2 separate regions of the Homo sapiens genome follow, and region 2 is linked to region 1. The links are chromatin loops, found by intact Hi-C in ENCODE. Cell type or tissue: IMR-90. All regions are shown on one strand. Links, peaks and the distances in the headings refer to the core of each region. The heading gives the core; the rest is flanking DNA. Region 1 holds the start of LOC105374106 (a long non-coding RNA gene). Region 2 overlaps NEK11 (NIMA related kinase 11).

Region 1 (12,222 bases), core at 6,257-8,756:
CTGTTTGTCAGCCATCCCATCAGCCGAAAGATCCTCCTCCCACAGCCAACTTTGAAGATTCCTGGAATAGAATGTGGATCGGAGGGCGCTCTTGCTGTTAAGGCAAGTGATAGTTGCAAATATAATTCATGTAATTTTATTACTTTAAAGATATATATATATAGACAGAGAGACAGAGTACTATATGTATATAGAGTACTACAGTATATATTTTATATAATATACACATATGTTAAACCATGTCTAAATACTAATGACAAACTGTAAAAAATATCAGTAGCACATACGACAGATAATTTTCTTTATTTGCAAAGAGATCCTAAAATCAGTAAGAAAAAGATAACCAACTCAGTAGAAAATTTGACTTAAAAGATATAAATATAAAGTTTATAGAAAAAGAAGCCAAAATAACACCCCCCAAAGCTAAAAAGTTGATTACAATACTCATAATAAAAGAACTATAATAAAAACAGGCTTGCCAAGACTTCTTCCTCCTCAGTGCACTTTCTTCTCTCGGCGCTTCCAGGAAGGACATCACAATATCTTGATTTTCCTCCTAGTGCTCTGGTCCCTTTGTCTTGGTCTCTTTCCCTGGTTTCTCCTCTTTTCCCTGGCTTCTCCTCTAAATGCTAGAGTGCTCCAGGAATCAGTCCTCTGTCCTCTTCTCTTTTCTCTCTGCATTCGTTCACTTGGGAATCTTATCCAATCTCAGAACTTTAAATAGTATCTATAGTCTAATGACTTTAAAATACATATTTCCAGCCCCAGCCTTTTTCTAAGTTCCAGACTCACATATCCAGCTGCTTACTCAACATCCCCAGCCGCATGTCCAATTGCTGTCTCAAGCTCAACATTTCCAAAGCTGATCTCTTGGTCTTTAACAACTCGTCAAACCTGCTCCACTCACGACTGTCCCACATTTCAGTTGACAGCATCTTCATCCTTTAAGCTGATTGTGCTAAAAGCCTTTCTGGCATCGTTGACTCTTGTTTTTCTTTCATATCCCACATTCAATCTGTCAATATTGGCTCTAAGTTCAAAATATATCTAAAATATCACCATTTCTTACCCATGATATCCAAGCCATCATTATCCCTTGCATCTTAATTCATCTCCCCACTGCCACCTTTGCAGGCCTATATTCTATTGACAACACTACAGCAGAGTAATACTTTTAAAACATGAATCAAATGATCTCACTCCTCTATCAAAACCCTGCAATGGACTTTACTCAAAATAAAATCTGGAGAACTTTTTAAAATGTAGTTTTAAAACATATCTGCAAACTTTGGGATACTCCTCACACTTCAAGGTAGAGCTGAATCTCCCTCACCTTGCTTAGGGACCAGCCTCAGCGACCAGTGACTCATTTCTAATGACTAGAATGGGATGGAAGTGACGGGGCATGACTTCAAAAGCTGGCTCTGTCTCTCTCTAGAGGCTCATGGAATTCAACTACCATATTGTGAGGAAACCCAGACCACATGGAAAGTTTACATATAGGTGGTCTGGCCACAGCCCCAGCTGAAGTCCCAACCAACATCAACCACCAGACATGTGAGGAAGCCTTAGGGATGATACCAGCCCCAGCCTTCAAGCTATACTCACGGATGCTGAGGAAAGTAGAGATATACTTTCCCACTGAGCTGTGCCCAAATCACAGATTAGTGAACAAAGTGTTTTCATTGAGTTAAGCCATAAAGTTTGGAATAATTTGTTACATAGCAATAGATAACTTAAACATAATCCTTTATAAGGCCATATGCAATATGATTCTCCTCCTCAATTCCTCTTTAACTTCATTTCTTTGACTCACTTTTTCATACCGCTTCATGCATACTGGCATCATCATTGCTGTTCCTCAAACAAACCAGGTACATTTCCACCTTGCAGCTTTTTTCTTTTTCTTTTTTTTTTTTTTTTTTTTTTTTGAGATGGACTCTCACTCTTGTTGCCCAGGCTGGAGTGCAATGATACATTCTTGGCTCACTGCAACATCTGCCTCCCAGGTTCAAGCAATTCTCCTGTCTCAGCCTCCTGGGTAGCTGGGATTACAGGTGCCCACCACTATGGCCAGCTAACTTTTGTACTTTTAGTAGAGACAGGGTTTCACCATGTTGGCCAGGCTGGTCTCGAACTCCTGACCTCGTGATCTGCCCACCTCGACCTCCTAAAGTGCTGGGTTTACAGGCGTGAGCCACCATGCCTGGCCACAGCCTTTCTTTGTGTTAGCTGTTGCCTCTGCTTGGAATGACCTTGTCCCTGATATCTACATAGCCTTTCAAGGACAAGCTTTTCCTTTGCCTCCTTCAAATCTTTGCTCAAGTGTCAGCCCCTCATTGGCAAGCCCTGGCCATCTTCTTAATACTTGCCCAAACCTCCCCGCTGGCACTCCAGGTACCCTTACCTTGCTAAACTTTCATTTTTATTTCATAGTGCTTTCACCTTATAACACACTGGATAATTTACTTATTTACTGTGGTACTATCTCTAAGATCCCCAGCTGTGCTCTTAATATGTAAACTCCATGAGGGCAGGGTTTGTTTTTTTTTATTACTGTTACTCTTCACTGCCATTTCCTGAGCTACTAGAAGAGTTCTTAGCACATAGTAGGTGCTTAGTAAATATATATTGACAGAATAGCTATATATCACTTCTTACATCTACACTTATAAGTTTCTCTTTAAGCCCCTGTACAGTTTTGAATCAAAACAAAATTATGTCCAAAGGACCACGGGATTAAAATGAGACCAACATTCTGAGAGCACTTTTCAGTTTTCCCTGAGGAAAATGATTAAGAAGGCAAGACCAGGAACCAGTCTGGAATTTTCTTTTCCTGACAGAAGGAATTCTGACAAAATTGCTACATTCTGAATAATGAAAAAATATGCTTTTAAAATGTGTCCACTCATAGATGCATAATGAAGAGCCCCCTGCCCCTTCCAAAAAAAGGAGATTCACTCAGGCTGACACATATCTTAAAAGAATATGTTTTATTTTCCTGAATCAGGGGTAATACGAGGGTGACATCAGCTCACTTGTCCTGGATTTGTGTTTCTGAGGAATTTCTGGATTACTATGATGCATGAAACATAAATCAACAGCATAAAATATAAATATACACGTTGATTAATACATACAAAGTGAACTCCTGTGAAAATACAACTTCGACAGAAGAATAGAACATTCTTATCATTCGTGTTTTCCTTCCTGGTCCTAGCCACCTCCCTCCACAAGAGGATTACAGACTGGAGTCCCCAGAAAACAGTCTCTGAAACAGAGACGAGCATGTAGGACATTTATATGGGAGTGTCTTTAAAATCAACACCTGTGGAATGAAGAAAAGAGCAAAATTAGGCAGCGAGAGAAGTTGGGCTGTGGTACAGTCCAGTGGAAGGCCTCAGTCAACCCCATAAGCAGCTGTGGGATGGCCTGCAGAGTTATCCCAAGTTGTTGGGCTGGGATTTTATAACTCAGTGTTGACCAGTCACTGGATGCATCTGCCCATGGAAGGTAAATTTCTCTTCCTCTGAGGAAATCCTCAATGAGGGCTGACCTCTGAGAGTCACCTTCCAGCAGCACTCACAGCAGCTGAAGAACAAATTCTTCATTCCTGAAGCGGGATGTAGGCAACACATCACGGCGTCTACCATGTTTCTGTCCTCACTTCAACTGTGACCACATATTTGGATTTTTTTTTCTAGTTTTACCACATAAAGGATAACAATATAATTTTAATTTTGCCTTATTTTGGAGCTTAGATAAATGAAATCCTACTGTATGCATACTTCTGTGTCTTTCTCAAATATATGCTTTTAAGATTTAGTCAATGTGGCTTAATCTTAATTCAATTTCATTCATTCATTTTCATTGTTGTACACCTTATTTTAATGTACTACAGCATATTCACACATTTCACTCTTTTTTTTTTTTTCCATTTTTTGAGACAAGGTCTCACTCTGTCACCCAGGCTAGAATGCAGTGCACAATCTCAGCACACTGCAACCTCCACCTCCCAGGTTCAAGTGATTCTCTTGCCTCAGCCTCCCAAGTAGCAGGGATTACAGGCACCCGCCAACATGCCCGGCTAAGTTTTGTATTTTTAGTAGAGATGGGGTTTCACCATATTGTCAAGGCTGGTCCAAACTCCTGACCACAAGTGATCTGCCCACCTTGGCCTCCCAAAGTGCTGGGATTACAGGCATGAGCCACCACACCCAGCCTACATATTTCACTCTTAATGAACACGTGGGTTGTTTACAACTTGGGTTTTTTTTTTAAAAATGCTGCTGTGAACATTATTCATGAATGTGGTTTTATCTTGGTCATCAAGCAAATGAGTTTTCAGGGAATATGCTTACAAGTAAAATTGCTGGTTCATAGTATTTAAATTTTTAATTTTACTAGAAAACGCCAAAACATTTTATAATATTTGCTTCCAAAAGCCATGTTTGAGAGTTCCCATTTCTCTATACCTGTATCTCTGGGGACAGGCCTGGAAATGCTTCAGTAACAACCCCCTAATTTTGGTGGATTACAAAAACAAAGGTTTCTTTCTCAATCATATTTTGTGTCCATCATGGTCAGCTGTTGAATGATCACCGCAGGCTCTAGGCTGATGGAGAAGACTCTTTCTGTAACATTGCTGTTCTCTTAGAATGTTTTACTTTTCTAGATATGTATTCATATTGTGTATGAATAGAAACTATATTATGTCTTCCTTTCCAATTATTCTGCTTCTAAATGCTTTTTCTAATCTAATTTCATTGGTGTTTTAAGTATTTTGAGGCTATATTATTACATGAATACATATATACAATTTTTATTTTTTTTTATCATTAGGAATTGATCCTAGGCCAGCCAACTGACCAACAGACTGGTAGCTGACTAGACACATGAGCAAGCCCAGTCACAACTTTTTGAAATTAATAATTACCCCAAAACTTAGTGTTTTAAAACAACAGCCATTTATTTAGCTCAGTATTCTGTGGGTCATAAGTTTGGGTTGGGTTCAGCTGGGTGGTTCTCCTGTCCTCTGCTGGGCTTGCATCTTTTAGCTTCCTAAGAGATTAGCTAAAGAAGGAATGCTTTTGTTTGCAGAACTTAGAGAGACGATAAAGGGGCAAGTAATGTTTCTCTCCTCTCCAGTCTCCTCAGACAGAAAAGACCAAAGCCCAGAAAAATAGAGTATCTTCTATGAAGTCACCAGGAAAGCTGCGGAGGGAACCAGATGCTGAATTCACATGCCCCAGTCTTGGTATTTCCCATAACACCGTAATCCCAACATTGACTCTCCAGCTGTATTACAAATATACCTTTGAGATTATTCAAAAGTTAAACGAAGAATCCACCATGAGATCACAAGAGGTCAGAAATTAAAGGAAGAACCATAAATAGTACACAGTCAGCATGATCTCCACTCAGGAGAGCTTGGGGAAAATCCCTGTATGCATTTATACATTTTGATACATGGCTGGGAACCAAGTTCTGAGCCTACCAATCGCAAACCCTCCACTTTTCTAGGATCAGTGAAATCCACTACATGTTTAAAAGTGCAAAGCAGTCAATTCACGTAATGATTAAAACCCTTAAACTTTGCAGAGCGAACCAAGCAGATGCCAAATCAGTTCAAAACACATTTTAATTCTAATTTTAGGCTACCAATTGAATCATGGTGTAAGATTTGATGCCACTTGAACTTTCTGGGTCTCAATTCTTTCATCAGATAAATTAATATCCCCAAAGCAGTGCAAGGTTATAATTAATGAAATAACAGATCCAAGGAGGAATTTAAAAACACATGAACCTTTTTACAATTGACTGATGGAGGCAGATGCCCTGGTGTCTGAAACAAATGCAGAACAAAAATAAATGCAGAATTACTAAGCAAAAAGTTGTTCTAGAGCAAGAGATATAGAAGGCAACCAACTGTTGGGGTGGCTGTGGGGCATTTCTAACAGTCTGAAAACTGGCAGGGAGTTTAAATATCAGAACTAAAGGGAGAAGTGTCAGGCCCTGTCCTGGGGAGGGGATTCCAAGATGAAGAGGCTCATGGCCTAATAAGGAGACTAATTGGCAAATGGTGTAAAATGGAGGGAAAAGGGCAAAAAGATAAGGGTATACAAGGCAGCCTATAGGAGCTACTGATTAATTCTTTCTTGAAAGGGGGCAATGGGAGATGTTTTCCTGAGAGGCAATGAGAGCTGAGCTGGGTTTTGGCACAGATAATGGATATGGTACATAATAGATGCCTATTAAATATTTGTAAATAAATTAAATAAAGGCATTTCCCACAAAAGTATCACCAAGGGCAACAGCATAGGTGAATGGAATATGGCGTTTCCAGGAAATGGTATTGCTCAAATGAAAAGTTGGAGGGTCAGAACAACCGCCACCATAGGTGAGGCTAGAGATGAATGCAAAGGCTAGATCTCTGAGAACTTGCACAAATGATTTTCGTTGTGTCCTGTTGGATTTTGGAAGCTAGGGAAATTTGAAAACAATGCAAAAAGACATTCCAGGTAAAGGAACTATGATGAGTGTGGTTTGTGCTCTGCAGTTCCTGCTTCAAGGAAGAACTTGTTGCCCCACCTGCTAGGAGTGCTGTGAGCAGAAAGGCTTCAGCTGGTCGACTTTAGAGCCTGCCACAGTTTCAGAGCTGCCACGTCCACAGGTATGCCCTTCTGGGTGATGGAGGCAGGGGATACAGACCCAGCCAAGTTAGCCCACACTGGGGTAACTCACACAAGCCCACTTAGGTCCAGAGATCCCTGTGGGGTTGGCCGAGGCTGCCATCACAACTGACCTGCACTGCAGTTCAACTTCTCTTTCAGTCCACTCCTACTTCCACCCAGGCCAGAACCACAGGGGTGGGGTGGGGTAGGGTGGGGTGGGGTGGGGGTGGGGGTGGGGGCAGCAGATGGAAGAGCAGGGAATCTGAGGCAGAAATCAAGCCCATCCTCCCACCCCTGTGGCTCTGACTTTCAGAATTCTTTGGTGGCAGCTAACGGTTTGGAACAAATGCAGTATAGCTCAAGGAGCCCTGGTCTCGGGATAAAAAGGAGTTCAAGGCCAGTTTCTGTTACGGGTCTGAGCCAAGCCACATCACTTCTGTAAGATAGTTTATCCCAAAAAGGGGATGAACAATGCCAACATCCCAGATTTAGTGGTGGGGCTGGGCAAATACATGACATAACATGGGAAAGTGCTTTATAAACTGTGTATACAGTAAGAGTGGGTATGAATATTGAAACAATAGACAGTTGTTTCTGCCCTTGGCTATATTGTTGCTACCTCGGAATTTATGGAGTGTAAGGTTTATGTTGAGAGTCAGAGGACCTCCGTGAAAGGGTTATACCGCCACCTAGTAAACACAGGGAGAACTGCAGTTGGATCTCATGAATGTTCCAAGGATGTGTAAACTTTAAAATCCTAAGCTCCTACGGGCTGAATGGACTCTCTCTTGGCAAAGGGAACCCCAGAAATACCTTAAAACTGTATTCCCAGCCATGACGGGATGGAAAGTCAGACATGCCTGGTTATACCTCCTCCTTTTAGAGTTTAGACACAACTGACCAGCATTAATGTTAAAATAGGGATCATAAGACTGACAGAGGAGACTTTTCATGGCAATAAGATACCAAATTATAAACAGGACCTAAGACCATACCAGGCAAAGGGTTAAGTCACACACTCCTGCACTTAAAGAATCAACTATGTTCTAACTGCCACAAGGTTTCTCTTTTTCTCCAGCAGCTAAACAAGCACTGGCCTCCAGATAAACAGTATTAAAACAATTACAACTCATCCAGCTCACAGATGCTGATTCACTGAACCCCTGTTCCACCGACCAGAAACAGCTTTGACTGGACAAGAGGCTGAATTCAGTAACTTTCTCCTGATGAGAAGACCACCAGCCATGGACTGGTTCTTGCTGGTTTACAGAGACTGCACACCTGTGTACCTTCATGTCCTGAAAAGATCTTTTGACATAGGGGCTAGGTATAATACATTTCATCTATTCATTTCAAAATGAACATCGGTCATAAGTTACATGTATGTTTATCTAACATGCCTGTGTCAGGACCACTTTCTTGAATACTCAGCTCCTCCTGTAACTTGTTGAACATGTATGTTTAGCCAACCTTTTCAGCATAAAACTCCTACCCCAACCCCTCCTCCTTCCAAACGCCTGTCTCTGGTCTTGGCTAGAGGCAGGCTTCCCAGCCTGTGGGACAACCACCTTGCAGGCTGTAACCTTTTATAAGAATTAAAGCCTCTTCTCTTCTAAATTTATAAATTATGTTTTTTCTTAAGTTAACAAGTGGGGACAATCAACACACTTGAATGTTTCTTCCCAATGATCTTCTTATTATTGAAACTTTGCCTTGGTGTTCCCAACTCCTGGACATAGGAAGGGAAGAATGGGAATAAGAAATAGAAAATAAATCACAGTTCAAATCAAATACCATCCTCAGGATAGATCACTTTGGCCATTTTATGCTCAGGCAGCTGAAGTTATGCCTAAAACAGAGAAATGCATATACCCATTCATATGATGAGCAGCTCTGTGGCAGGATGGAGCATCTGCCATTTAATTCCCGTCAAAAAATCAGTTGCTTGTACTGTGTTAAGGAAGAAAAAGAAGATAGTATATTCATTCATTAGAAAAAGCCTGGATTATATCAAAACGGTTACCTTTGGGAGAAAAGATTATAGGTGATCTTTATTTTTTCCATGTGCATTTCTGTGTCTTATAGATTTGCTACCATGAACACAGTCATCCTTTTGTGATCATATTAAAATGATTGTTATAAAAATAGAATTTAAAATGTGCTTCTTTGAACATTTTGTATAAAGCTGATTCCATCCCACCTGCTATGTCACCAGACTGTGTGGAGAAACACACAGATTATAGCAGTCACACTTACAGAACCAGGAACTTACCAGAGAGCAACTCCATCCTGTGTCCCTGGGGGAAAACCAGCTGCTTGTGATCAGTTATGGACTGAATGTTTGTGTTTCCCCAGAATTCATATGGTCGCCTAATGTGGCTATAGTTGTATTTAGGGCCTTAGGAGGTAATTAAAGTTAAATGAGGTCATACGAATGGTCCCTAGTCCAATAAGAGTGGTGTGCTTATAAGAAGAGACACCAGAGGCAGGTGCAGTGGCTCATGCCTATAGTCCTAGCTACTCAGGAGACTGAGGCAGGAAGATCATTTAAGCCTAAGACATTGAGGCTAGCCAAGGCAATATTGGTATAGTGAGGCCCGTCTCAAATGAAAATAAAAAAAAAAAAAAAAAAAGGCACCAGAGAGCTTGGGTCTTTTCTCTCTTGCTGTCTTTATGAGCATGCACTGAGGAAAGGCATGTGAGGACCCAACGGGAAGGTAGTCATTTGCAAGCCAGGAAGAGTGCCCTCTGTGCTGCGATCTTGAACTTCTAGCCTCCAGAACTGTCAGAAATAAATTTCTGTGGTTTAAGCCCGTGGTATTTTGCTATGTCAGCCCCAGCTGACTAATGCATGATCTTACAAAGACCCCAAGCCGTGCATCCTCAGTGCCCCCACAGATCTCCTCCACACAGTTCCCAATTCTGTCTGGAAGCCAGGCCCATGGTTAGAGGCCCAGAGAATCAAGCCATGAGGCAGAGGAAAATCTCACAAAAAACACGATTTTCCTTAATATCTTTGCTGCAAAATGTTTCATCCATGGTGAACGTAAAGCTTTCATTTCACTTTTCATTAATAATGTCAGCCTTAATTGTTGAGTCACCATGTTTTGAAGGACAGAGGCCACTATAATGGGTGCCAAAGGGTTGGTCTCATGGAAAAATCACGGCTGTCTCTTCATCAACCACAATGTCACAAAGTATAGCACAGATTGCAGTGAGCAAGGATCACACACAGTCTCATGCCAAATGATTTAATAAAGAATGCCTTTATTTATCTACATTAAGTAGTAAGTATGAAGTTCGTTCACATTAGATGTCCCTTCTTCCATGCCCTCTCTTTGACTAATATTTCCCTATTCTCTGGTGGTGAAAAAAACAAACCAAGTTTCGATTCATTTCTGAATTAGGTTTTTCTCACTGCTTACACTGATTTTTATTTTGCTACATAGCACCCCCAAATTTTAAAATAATATTATAAGTTCAAGTTTATTTTTCATTCCGTTCTAATTCATTTAAATATCTTTCAGTTACTTTTTTAACTATTAGAATTCAGTCCTCAAGTCACAAATCATCTGGCCCAAGTCCTTGTTGGCGTGAAAACATTCAGACGTTTAGGAATCTGATGTCCAAGGTGTTGGAATGGGCTGTCACTTCTGAGCTGTGAGGTCCTGCCTCAGCCCTGGTAATCTCCATTTCATCAGCATTAAAAGCTCTGCCTTTAACAGTAACAGGGCTCTGCTTGTACTGTTACTGTATTGGGACACACCAAGCCTCACATTCTTCCTTGGTTTCAAACCGGTTGGCATTGCCGCCACAGCTGCCACACCAGAACTGCTGGCAAACCCGTTCCTCCTTGTTGTAATGCCACTTCAGGGTGTGATCCTGACACTCGCCTTCCATTGGATCCATGGAACAAGGACCTGCAACAAAATAAATACAGAGCTGAATTTCCTGCATGAGCATGACAGAAAAAGAGCAATGGTTTGGAGTCACAGACCTGGGAATGAATCTCAGCCTCACCACCAACTAGTTCTGTGACCTTAAGCAAGTAATTTAACCCCTCAGAGCCTCAATTTCCTCAGCTATAAAAGCAATATTTTTAAAAAACTTCTATATCACAAGTATGTTATAAAGTGTCATATAACATATGTGAAATGTGCAACATAGTTATAGCTATGACTTTGCACAGTACCTGGAAGACATGCCACAGATAATGTACACATGAGGGAATAAGTGAATGAATATTAATAAATCTTTCTGATACTGAGCACTCCTCACTTGTGTATTATACTGCTTTCCCTCCTTTTGCAAACCATCCCAATCCCTTGTCTCCAGTCTTCTAATGACCTAAGGAAATCTAGCTTATTTATTATTTATAGTACCCTGGCTCTTGCCTGAGAAATTAAGACATCTATTAAAGGAAAAACATGATGTTCCTGAACAATTAAAAACAGCATTGGAAATCAACACATTACAACAAAGCAAGATCTGAGACTCCCTGAATTTTACATGAGGCAATGATTTTCCCAGGTATATAACCCTCCCCACCTCAACTTCTAGGGAGAACAGATTTCCTTGGGTATCCTTTGTATCACACAGAAGTATTTCTGATCCAGGTTGGCCCTGAAGCACAGAATGCTGCCATCCTCCCCACAGTTCCTCCTAGGCCTTCCATGTACCCTTAAATAAAGAGGATACTATCTTCAAAAACACAAGCCTTAAAATTCATGCTTTGTTTCTGTGAAACTATCTGCTAACCTCCCAATAGTATAATCGGCACAGACTAGTTTTCTAGGAGAGGTGACCAGATGTACTGTACCCACAGGGATGAGATATGCTCTTAGTACGGTAAGAAATTGATCATGGAAATAGTCCTATGCTTTGAGTAGTCATATTTGAATTTGCTCACTGCATGACCCCTACTCTGGAGGATATAAGATAACAAGCAGTACAGGCCCAGGAGAAGTAAGAGAAATACTTATTCAAAAACCTGTTGTTGTCAACAGAAAAACACTCCAATGGTGAACTCTTTGCTGTACTCTCTAGAGCCAACAAATAGACTCGGGTTAGTTATCAGCCGGCACCAACCTCTGCCGTTACAACTGATTCTGAACTGACAAACCAAGAATTCATTCAAATATATCCATCACTTTTCCTAGGGACACTCTGTCATCTTTAGAACCTCCACCCTTGCTTTGGGTCTGAGAGACAATCAAACAGGGACTGCTCTTCCTAAATTAGACTTCTAGAGTAGCACTTTCTATAACGATGAAATGTTTAAAATAACGGAAAATCTGTGCTGTCCAATACAGTAGCCACCACTCCCATGTGGCTGTTGAGCATTTGAAATGTGGCTAGTGCAATCAAGGAACTGAAATTTTAATGTTATTTAATTTTGAATTATTTACATTTAAATGTAAATAGCCAATGTGGCTAGCAGTTATTACATTGGTCATTACGGCTATAGGTGAAAGAGTCCTTCATGCTTTATGCTAATTATCTCTAAATTATCATTGTAGCTTAACACTCAGAATACCACTAGTCTTAA
Region 2 (11,330 bases), core at 8,474-10,973, 760 kb before region 1:
CCTTCTGAAGCATACTTCTGTCAATTTGTCAAACTCATTCTCCATCCAGTTTTGTTCTCTTGCTGGCGAGGAGTTGTGATCCTTTGGAGAAGTGGCATTCTGGTTTTTGGAATTTTCAGCCTTTTTGCGCTGGTTTTTCCTCATCTTCGTGGATTTACCTACCTTTGTTCTTTGCTGTTGGTGACCTTTGGATGAAGTTTTTGCGTGGTCATCCTTTTTGTTGATGTTGATGCTATTGCTTTCTGTTTGTTAGTTTTCCTTCTAACAGTCAGGCCCCTCTTCTGCAGGTCTGCTGGTATTTTCTGGGGGTCCACTCCAAACCCCGTTTGCCTGGGTATCACCAGCAGAGGCTGCAGAACAGCAAAGATTGCTGCCTGTTCCTTCCTCTGGAAGCCTCATCCCAGAGTGGCACCTGCCAGATGCCAGCCAGAGCTCTCCCGTGTGAGGTACCTGTCGACCCCTGCTGGAAGGTGTCTCCCCATCAGGAGGCACGGGGGTCAGGGACCCACTTGTGGAGGCAGTCTGTCCCTTAGCAGAGCTCGAGTGCTGTGCTGGGAAATCTGCTGCTCTCTTCAGAGTCAGCAGGCAGGAACGTTTAAGTCTGCTGAAGCTGTACCCACAGCCGCCCCTTCCCCCAGGTGCTCTGTCCCAGGGAGATGGGAGTTTTATCTATAAGCCCCTAACTGAGGCTGCTGCCTTTCTTTCAGAGATGCCCTGCCAGAGAGGAGGAATCTAGAGAGACAGTCTGGCTACAGCGGCTTTGTGGCACTGCAGTAGGCTCCACCCAGTTTGAACTTCCTGGCAGCTTTGTTTATACTGTGAAGGGAAAACCACCTACTCAAGCCTCAGTAATGGTGAACACCCCTCCCCCCACCAAGCAACAGCATCCCAGGTCGACCTCAGACTGCCATGCTGGCTGTGAGAATTTCAAGCCAGTGGATCTTAGCTTGCTGGGTTCCATGGGAATGGGATCCGCTGAGCAAGACCTCTTGGCTCCCTGGCTTCAGCCCCCTTTCCAGGGGAGTGAACAGTTCTGTCTCGCTGGCATTCCAGGCACCACTGGGATACAGGGAAAAAAAAAACAAAAAACAAAAACCTGCAGCTAGCTGGGTGTCTGCCCAAACGGTTGCCCAGTTTTGTGCTTGAAACCCAGGGCGCTTGTGGTGTAGGCCCCTGATGGAATCTCCTGGTCTGTGAAGACTGTGGGAAAGGTATAGTGGCTGAGCTGGAATGCACTGTTCCTCATGGCACAGTCCCTCACAGCTTCCCTTCGCTAGGGGAGGGAGCTCCCCAACCCCTTGCACTTCCGGGGTGAGGTGACGCCCCACCCTCCTTCTGCTCGCCCTCCGTGGGCTGTACCCACATCTAACCAGTCCCAATGAGATGAACCAGGTACCTCAGTTGGAAATGCAGAAATCACCCACCTTCTGCATTGATCTCGCTGGGAGCTGCAGACCAGAGCTGTTCTTATTCGGCCATCTTGCCCTGGAATCGCCTTTTGAATTTTTATAAAGTAGAAGTCTCCACTGAGTACTTCCAAGTACTCAATACTGAGTTCATGTCCAAGTATAGTTATGAAATATTGAGCCCTTGCCTCTTCATCCATCAGAACGGGATATTATTACCAGCTGAACACAACTTTTGCTGCTGAAACTAGTGTTGAACTAAAAAACTGTCCAATTAAAAAATGCATACACATATACACACCTTAAACACACACATACACACACACATATATATACGTGAGTATATATTTACGTATGTATACACATACACACACACACACAGAGTTTTTATGGTTATGTGAGCTAGCAAAATAATGCCAAAATAAGCTTTATCTGTGGGAAATTATCTACTGTTGTCAGTTTTCAAAACCTTTTGAATATGTACTTACTCCCTGCAAGTTCAATAGTCAACTGCTTTAAAGCTTACTTAAAATGCAATTTCAGATATGTGTCAGGTCCAATTCATATGGAACACCCAAATGTTTCATTTTTTAAGTAATGTTAAACTGCCTTGCAACTCACATCTGTCATTAATCCTTCCTGTAATTTTGATTACTAAAGCAATTCTAAAAATAATAGAAACTACTCATTAGAGCTCAATAATCTTTGCACCAAAATGTCTTTGAAATAGCAATATAAATTAAAAGCAGCTGATCACCAAATAGCAAATCCAATATTGCAAAAAGTGGATTGGCCGATATTATCCCCAAACTCACAGTGTATGCATTTGTATGAGGCTTATGAGATGAAAGACATAAGCAAAGAAAGAAGAGAGGAAATGAAGGGCTGTGGGGCCACAAATCTTCCTTGAATCTCCCCTGAAGGAAAGCAGCCATAGCTAAGTGATTAGGTTTTAAAGGGTTTCTCAAAATTCAAACTAATAGGGAAGTGGAAACATCAACCAAACTTTAATTAAAATGCTAAGTGACTGCTGCATGTGGGAGAGACTGAGAAAATTGACACCCAAACACATTCTAATCAGAAATTCAATGTTCCAAATTTTCCACTCTTAGAAAGTTGGAAACCTAGTATGTAGGACAATATTATCAACTACATTTTGATCTTCCTTCTTCACTTGCCCAATAAAGGTACCAAAAACAAAGCCTATGATTTTTCTCTGAGCTAAAAACAATAAAATTGGCTGGTATGAACCCAAGATTAAAAAGCAGCACTCAGCTGAAAGTATCAAGTTTCATAATGATTATCATTAGTAACTGCAAATTCAGCCAGTTTAACAATCTTAAGGGTTTTCATATATCATGGTACAGGGTTTTTGCTTTTTCTAAACACAATTGTTAAGGTACAATTGACATAATACACTGCACATATTTTAAGTGTATAATTTGCCAAATTTTGATATATGTATATACCCATGAAACATGACACCATCTCTACAATCATGATAATGAGCATATCCATCACCCCCACACATTTCATCAGGCTTAGTGTTTGCTTTCTTAATAACTAAAACTTTGGGTGTTTTTTTTTTCATATAACTACCCAAATAAATACAGCACTACTGTACTAATAAGTATGTTCTATAGCATGTCAAAGGTTCATAATTATTCATTCGTGAGTAGCAGGGACTAGGGCTTATAAGAGTATCTGAGAAATAAAAAGTGTTCTCGTTAAACTACGGAATGGAAATTCAATTTCACAGTATTTTAAAGCAATAAAGGTCACACAATATTAACTGCTTATTTTTGATACTACATAACATTATTTATACAATGCACAATTAGTGGAAGTAAACTACTTTTAGAACTCTGGTGCCAACAATGTTTATTTCCCACATAGATGTACAAATTACTCTTAATTAAATTTACAAATTACTCTTTCCAAAAACCAAGCTTAGGAATAACTGACCAAGAAACTATTACTAACATAAGGGTTGCTTGTCTCTCATGTTGACTTGTAAGTCATGCACATCACTCAAAGTGCACTATTTAAACATGGATGTTATGGCAACTAAGCTTTTTTCCCCAGGAAAATCAGTTGAAGAGTAATAAATTGATCCAGAAACTAATTTTAACTTGAGAATTTTCCCCCTTCTCATTTCTTTTAAATTTAAGTCATATACATATCTCATTTCAAGTTACTTAAGGGTGGATGATATCACAACTAAAATTTTCAGTTCAAAATAGGTATAAAGTTGGGTGCTGGCCAAAATTGCCTATATTACTCTTGAGAGACATTCATGCGTCAAAAAGGAACCAGATCGGTTTAGAAGGAAAGGACTGAGTAAAACAGATGCCTCCCTCAACTGATCCAGTTAAAGTAAGCAATGGTAAAAGGGAACTGCCTGCTGTCTGCCAGGAAGAGAGCTGGGCTGCCGGATGCACCAAAAGTTGTTGGAGGAAATATTCTCCCCAAAAGGCTGCTTGTGTAGAAACAACAGCAAGAAGGGCTAGTTACAGATTATACTTGAGGGTGTTGTGCTTGTTTTGGGGTCAGGAAATTAAAGTTAGCTGACTGAATATTCTAATATTCATCAACCATTAAGAATTCTGGATTTGGTTATTGAGGTTCCTCTGGACTCTATTAAAAATCAGCTCACTTTTTATTATAAAACATCTCGATGAAAAAAGCCCTTTTAGGGGAAGGAAAAAAAACCTACAAGGTAGACTACACCCATCAAATTTTGCTCTTGCATTTTTTGCACTCATCCTAAAATACTTTATTTATTGAATAAATGAGATACAATAACTTAATAGGCTTAACACAAAAATCTTGCACTTTAAAAATTTTAGGAAGTCAACAATGACAATGTAAAGGGATCAGCATATCCAATTACATTTATTATTACTATTATTTACTAGAATAGCTTAGATATTCCCCTATCTCATACATTTAAATGAAGAATGCTATTCCATATTTCATGGGATGTCATTCAGTGTTAGCCAAACCATTAGCTTCCCTACTCACAAATCCACCAGAACAACACATTGAAAGAACAGAGTGGAATGATAAATTTAAATAAGTCTGAAAATCTAACAAGTATACTATTGTAATTTGAATATACTTTTACTGCTGACACTAATACGGCTGTAATATTTTAAATACATCACTTTTGTTTTCTTTCAAACAACAGTAATGTAAGAAAAAAGAATTATTTTTAAGAAGAATTTTTGAGTATTGTTGCCTTCTTCCTAACTGTTGTCTTCTTCCTAAATGTTTCTTGGCAATTCAGTCTTAAAAGGAGGCTTTTTTGGCCCCCTGCCTAAGCCAAAAAGAAACTGAGGGTTTCCCTGCAGCCTACTCATTCTAATATTTTATTAGTCATTTCTGATCTGTAAATATTAAAAACCAGATAGAAAGCACACGGATTCTTTTATGCTAACACATGCAGCAAAGCGGCCTTAGGAAAGTCATTTATCTCAGAATATTGACTTCATTACCATGATTGAAACTAATCAAAGTAACTATGTGCCCTTGCATTTTCTTCTCTCCTTATCCATTCCATCTCCCAAACTTTAAATATAAGATGGCCAGAAGCTCAGAGGCTTGACCTTATTGTGTGCAGAGAACTGACAAAGCCCAAAGTGAAGTCCAAGTTCAAATGTACTCTTTCTATATTTACCTAGAGGAACCTAAGCACAAGATTCCGAGAATCTGAACTGTTTTTAATATTAATTTTAGTATTAAAATTTTTAATATTTTAATATGCTTTCATGTTATACTTTCTCTTAAAAGATAAGCAGGAAGATTTTTTTTTTAACTGTGAGAAACTGAAAGAAACTGTGTTTTGAGGTCTGGCAAGGCAAAATAGAAAGAAATCATTAGTTTCTTCCAAATTGTTTTCATAACTCTCCACGGCGTAAACCACTGAATCCTATTAAATTAACTCGTCCCACTCAATAAACCCACTATCCCATCACAGATAACCACTGGAGAGAACTCCTAGACATAATATAGAAATAGTAGCTTTAATAAGAATACATAGATTGAGTTCAAAGTTGGACTCATTAAATCTATTGATGTTTTGTTTAAAATGACTCAAAATTGAAAGTAAAGATATGTTAAAATGATTAAATAAATCAGACAGAAATATCCATAAATAGGTATTAGTAGGTACAATATATAAATATTAGCTTTGCTAAAGGTGATCAGCTATTAAATGGCAGAAATTACAGTCACAATCTGAATTATTGAAAGTGTATTTTTAATATTACAAAAACCCACACATTTTAGTAAGAATTATTATTCCTGCTGGGCATGGTGGCTCACGCCTGTAATCCCAGCACTTTGGGAGACCAAGGCAGGTGGACCACGAGGTTAAGAGTTTGAGACTAGCCTGGCCAAGATGGTGAAACCTTGTCTCTACTAAATATACAAAAATTAGCTGGGCGTGGTGGTGGGTGCCTGTAATCCCAGCTATGCAGGAGGCTGAGGTAGGAGAATTGCTTGAAACTGGGAGATGGAGGCTGCAGTGAGCTGAGATCACACCACTGCACTCCAGCCTGGCAACAGAGCAAGACTCCGTCTCAAAAAAAAAAAAAATGGATGAAGTTCTTTTTATCTAATTACTACAGTGCAAATGTAGCTGTAACTCACAAAAAATGCTTCCATTGAATGACACAGAATGCCTGTCATTTCTCAGTGACCGAAGCTTGCATTCCTTAGTTTTTCAGTTATGCTACTGACAGGAAGAAAATGCTGAACCAGTCATCACATCAAATCGCTGAGGACGCTAAAAGGCACAATAGTCTTCTACTTCAAAGAAGGCACTAGAATCTAGATATCCAACAAGTGGCCGTTAAATGACAAGAAAGCCATAGACTATTATGCAGGTGTTAAAAATGATGCTTTTAAAGAGTATTTACTAACATGGGAAAATGCTTATATTTTCCTGCTTTAAAAAAGCATGTGAGATTGTATATACACTGAACTCTATTCCATTTTAGTGCCATTCACACTGAATGCAACTCTTCTCCCATCCCTTTGCCTAGTACAAGGATCCTCAAAATGCAGTCCTCTAAGATGTAGTAACAGCTGTTAGAAATGCAAATTGTCAGGCCCCTCCTACCAGACCTGCTAAATCAGAAACCTCTGGGGTAGGGGGGAGCCAAGCAATCTGTTTTAATAAGCTCTCCAGACAACTCTGATGCTCAACAAATTGTGAAAACCACTGGCTACTTCTTAATAATTCTTCAGATTTCAGCTCACAGTTCTCAGGGAAGCCTTGCCTCACCCAACCTTCCATCCTGCAAGCAAAGATGAGTTTATTGTACCTCACAAGAACCAAGATTTTTCTTTCACAAGTTATTGCAGCTAAAATTATTTATGATTATGTAAGTAGAGTTTTTATCTCCAGTTGAGATATTTCAAGTCTAGTGACACATATGAATCACCTGGAAGTTCTCAAAAATCCTTGGCCATACCCCAGACCAAACAGAATTCACTGGAGTATGACTCAAGCATCTGTACTTTCTAAATATTGTGATTCCACTGTTTGGCCAAGGTTAAGAATCACTGTACCAGACTCAAGCTCCAGATGACCAGTAAACGGTGACCAGTATTTGTTGAATGAATATGTGGGTTTTTTCACTTTATTTTATAGGTTTTGTTTTGTTTCAGTCTTGCACATGATACAAAATTCCAAATGCACAGAAAGGGTTCAGTGAAAAGTGAAGTCTCCTTCTCTTCCTATCTCCTCTCAGAGGCAATGACTAGGACCAATGCCATGTTTCGTTAAAAGACTGAATATTTGTCAGTGCATACAGAAAAGACCACAGGTTGGATGGCAGGATTATAGATTATTTTACTGCTTCTTTATGCACATCTGAACTTTTTATAAAGTGTATACACATTACTTTCAATATTGGGAAAGGAGGTACCCTATGAATATTTGTATGGGGGTGCATCCAGAGCTATTTAGTAGATAAACACTGGGTCTTAGGGCTCCCACAACAATAGCCACTTAGAATGTACATACAGCTGTTCCATTTTGTCAAGTTCTTAGAAGAGACCTTTTACCTGGTTTAAGCGAGTAATTGCCCAATTATTCCACCTGCTTATTTTGGTTATATTTTCACTTCTCATTAGATATACAGCTTCTCCAGAACTTCTACCAGAAAATGGTGGGAGGGTGCACAAAGGAGGAGGTACTGTTCATCCTAGGAACCAGATTAAGAAGTGGAATCATGGTTTATAGATCTATCTTGTCTTGATTTAGTTAATATAAGCTCCTCTCCAAGACTGACCATCTCTGGGTGTATGAATATGAAAAGCTGAGGCCTGGACCCCAGGGTGGTGGCTGAACCCCTGAGCCCTTTTGACTCCATGCCAGTTAGTGAGTCTGTCTCAATACAGTACTTTGGAACAGGGCTGGACGTCTGAGATTTCTATAAGTAGAAACTGGAGTATGGAGAGCTTTACAACAATGGACCCAGACTTTTTTGGCTTTTGGGGTTTTTTAATTATCTTTTTCTTACTTTCTACCTCCCTTACTCTTATGGTCTAAGACCACTCCCCTCTGTTGTCAGTATGACTCATTCTAGCATCAACTCTTGGCCCCCTATCTTCCATTTTGTTTCCATAACTGGGTAGAAAATCAGCTTGCTAGGACTTTTAAAAATCTACTCTAATGTAGACCCAAGAGCTCTCTGAGGAGGCAAGAGCCTGGACTTGAGGGCCATTTCTTTAAGGACTTGTAGGCCTTTTACTATTTAACTCCTGATCCTTATCTCAGGCAGACATATGAGATAGAGGGGGAAAAAATGCCTTCTGTAGAGATAAAGCATTTCCTTGTTACCATTTTTCCCATATTTAGACAAAGACCAAGGTGTACGATCACAGTTAAGGGGTAAAATATTTGGATACGCACTTGGATAGGACCAAGGGGAAAATACACATAAGTTAGATAGTACACAGAAACAAGTAAGATAATATTGAGTTGGAAAGGGAGTAGCCACTCCAACATCTCCGAGTGCAACCTGCCACACAGATACTTAAGCATTGTCTTGTACTGTATACTAGTTGTTTTATGTGTGTTGATATAGTCTTCCGGACTGGAAGCACCTGAAGGCTAGGCCTTATCTCCTACTGCTTCAGTTTCCTCTCTCGTGCTGAGTCCAAAGCAAAGGTCTAATATTTAAATTGTGGCCGGGCGCGGTGGCTCACGCCTGTAATCCCAGCACTTTGGGAGGCCCAGGCAAGTGGATCACAAGGTCAGGAGATCGAGACCACGGTGAAACCCCATCTCTACTAAAAATACAAAAAATTAGCCGGGTGTGGTGGCGGGCGCCTGTAGTCCCAGCTACTCGGGAGGCTGAGGCAGGAGAATGGCGTGAAGCCGGGAGGCGGAGCTTGCAGTGAGCCAAGATCGCGCCACTGCACTCCAGCCTGGGTGACAAATCGAGACTCCGACTCAAAAAAAAAAAATTTAAATTGTATTAAATACTTCATAGTTGACAGACTAAAACAGACAACAGCATAAAATCAACTCTGCATAGTAAGATCACTATATCTTAAATGTGATAAATTTTTTAAAAATCATTATAACCAACATTCTATGCTGATAAGATGAATGTTGAAATTCACTGTAGCTGTGGCCATGATTAATTACAAGTTTAATCATGTATTTTAGGGTAAACCTATTTCCTTAATATCTCTTTTCTATTAAATTACATGCACTATGCTAATGTTAAGGGCCAAAGTAATTTCTGGGCTGATCAAATCTTTTGGGTTTGATTTTTTGAAAAGATACTTTGACAATTTAACAATACTATAAAATAAAATGAATAAGAACTAGCACAATCTTTTTAGGACTATGACAACATAATTAGACTAGAGTGTCTATAATTATGAAAGAAAATATTCTCAAATATTGTTTTATGAATTTCATGATGCATAATAAAGGAAAAACCTCTATCTCATTCACCATACATTTTAACAGTTTAATTTTATTCTACTGTGATAATGAAAAAAGGGATGCCCAATATTTATGCCAGGAAGAAAACTCTCCAAACATGCATCAAGCAAGTGTAATGTCTGTACTGTAGGTTTTATTTTAATCTCACAGCTAATTCAGAAAGTGAATAAAAATGTAAAGGAATATGGTATTTACATTGTAATTAAAGGTCACCCTGTATGCAAAATGTCAATGGTAAAGTGATGCCCCCAAGTGGCATAATGATAAATTGCAATACTTTGACGGAAAAGTTAAGTACTATGTACATACAGCTGTTCCATTTTGTCAAGTTCTTTGATTAAATATAGAAATGTATATAATGAATCTGTATTTCATAGAAACTAGTCATAAGTCCTACAAACTTATTGTCATTCCTTTAACACTGATACCAAGGGATAGTCTGATACCTTCCTTATGAGCTCAAAAAGTTAAGGGTGTATCTGCAAAACAAAAAGGGAAGTCATATCTATTCTGATGTGTTGAAGGAATAGCATTCATACCATTATAGAAGTCTGTATAAAGTATTCATCTTCTAGCCACCTCTAACATTAACCAATTCCTTATGTTTGTGGTCTAGTATGTAAAGCATAATTTAAAACCTTATCTAGTCAAATTGCTTGGACAATGAGTAGTGCTAATAATGTGCTTTGCTCACAAACTAATGGTTCAGTATCAACACAAAAAAAAAAGAGTTTAGTTTCCTGCCTCATATATGCATTAAACATAACAATCACTGATGAATTGATATCTTAGCTAAAAGGTTCACATTCTGAGAACCAATTTATTTTGGACAGCCACAGAGATATAAAAGATGACAACAGAATTGTTACAATCTCAAGACACATCTTGAATAAGTTTTTTAAATTACATGCCTGGTTTCAGATTGGTTTATTTGGGAAATTTTTCTCATTTAAAAGTAATCCAGAAAAACCTTCCATTTATTAGAAGTTTCCAATTGCAGTCATTGGGTGGTAATTAGCTAAAGTTTTCTTAGGCTTCCTTTAATTATTCTTTTAACTTGGATTGTTTATAATTAAGGTGAATCTGTGCTGTTTTTGAGGAATAATTATGAGCAAGGCAATGTGACATCTAAATCTTATATAAATAGGCAGATATCGTATTCTTATTACAATCCTATGAGGTATTATACTCATTTTAAAGATAAGAAAACCAAAGCTCAGATTAGGAATGTACAGAATGTAGACTTCACATTAAGAACAGGCCTGGCTTTACTTTTTGTTCACATCCAAAGCTGGGATTTTAACAATGACACCATACTGCTCTGTTTCTATTACAGCATTCTAGAATTTTGTGAGTAGTCACATTCATACTTTTTTCTGATTTTAGCAAATAATTCCAAAAGCAATTGTCTACAAAGGTCGGCACGTAGTGGAAAGGTGTGATGCAGCTGTATGCCAGAGACAGTAAGGAGAGGTAGGAATGTGGCTAACTGGAGAATATGGAATTTGTCTAAGGGAGTAGCTGCTGCCTAGCTTTAGCAGTCCATTGTGGCTACACAGGAACTGATGTTAGCAAACGTTCCCAAATCTTTTTTTTCTAGAAAAGATGAAATGCTCAATTTATATGAGCTGCTCATTTAAAAATACTGACTACTGGCCAGGCGCGATGGCTCACGCCTGTAATCTCAGCACTTTGGGAGGCCAAGGCAAGAGGATCACCTGAGGTCAGGAGTTCAAGACCAGCCTGGCCAACATGGTGAAACCCTGTCTCTACTAAAAATACAAAAATTAGCCAGGTGTGGTGGTGCATGCCTGTAATCCCAGCTACTTGGGAGGCTGAGGTGGGAGAATCACTTGAACCTGGGAGGTGGAGGTTGCAGTGAGCCAAGATCGTGCCACTGCACTTCAGCCTGGGAGACAGAGTGAGACTCCGCCTCAAAAAAAAAAAAAAAC

Evidence for each region. Peaks named below come from ENCODE experiments on the same cell type or tissue, not always from the same donor. Only the 100,000 strongest peaks of a DNase experiment are listed, where the experiment ranks them.
Region 2: it touches region 1 in a loop (3-fold over the local background); 2 of 110 quality-filtered maps call a loop at or near these places.

What each region holds. Positions count from the first base shown.
Region 1 is chr3:130,271,506-130,283,727 of GRCh38, reverse strand. It overlaps LOC105374106 (a long non-coding RNA gene), which reads left to right and starts at 7,025. Exons shown (of 2, transcript XR_924479.3): 1 at 7,025-7,112; 2 at 7,753-8,295. It also overlaps the pseudogene COL6A4P2. In IMR-90, for the core only: a CTCF peak has its summit at 7,367; a DNase peak (open chromatin) is centred at 7,357.
Region 2 is chr3:131,031,964-131,043,293 of GRCh38, reverse strand. The region is part of intron 3 of NEK11 (NIMA related kinase 11); the gene reads right to left. Among named protein-coding and RNA genes, the nearest start is that of NEK11, 11 kb to the right of the region's middle. RefSeq lists an enhancer at 9-819. In IMR-90, for the core only: a CTCF peak has its summit at 9,626 (motif pointing left); no DNase peak of the experiment used is centred there.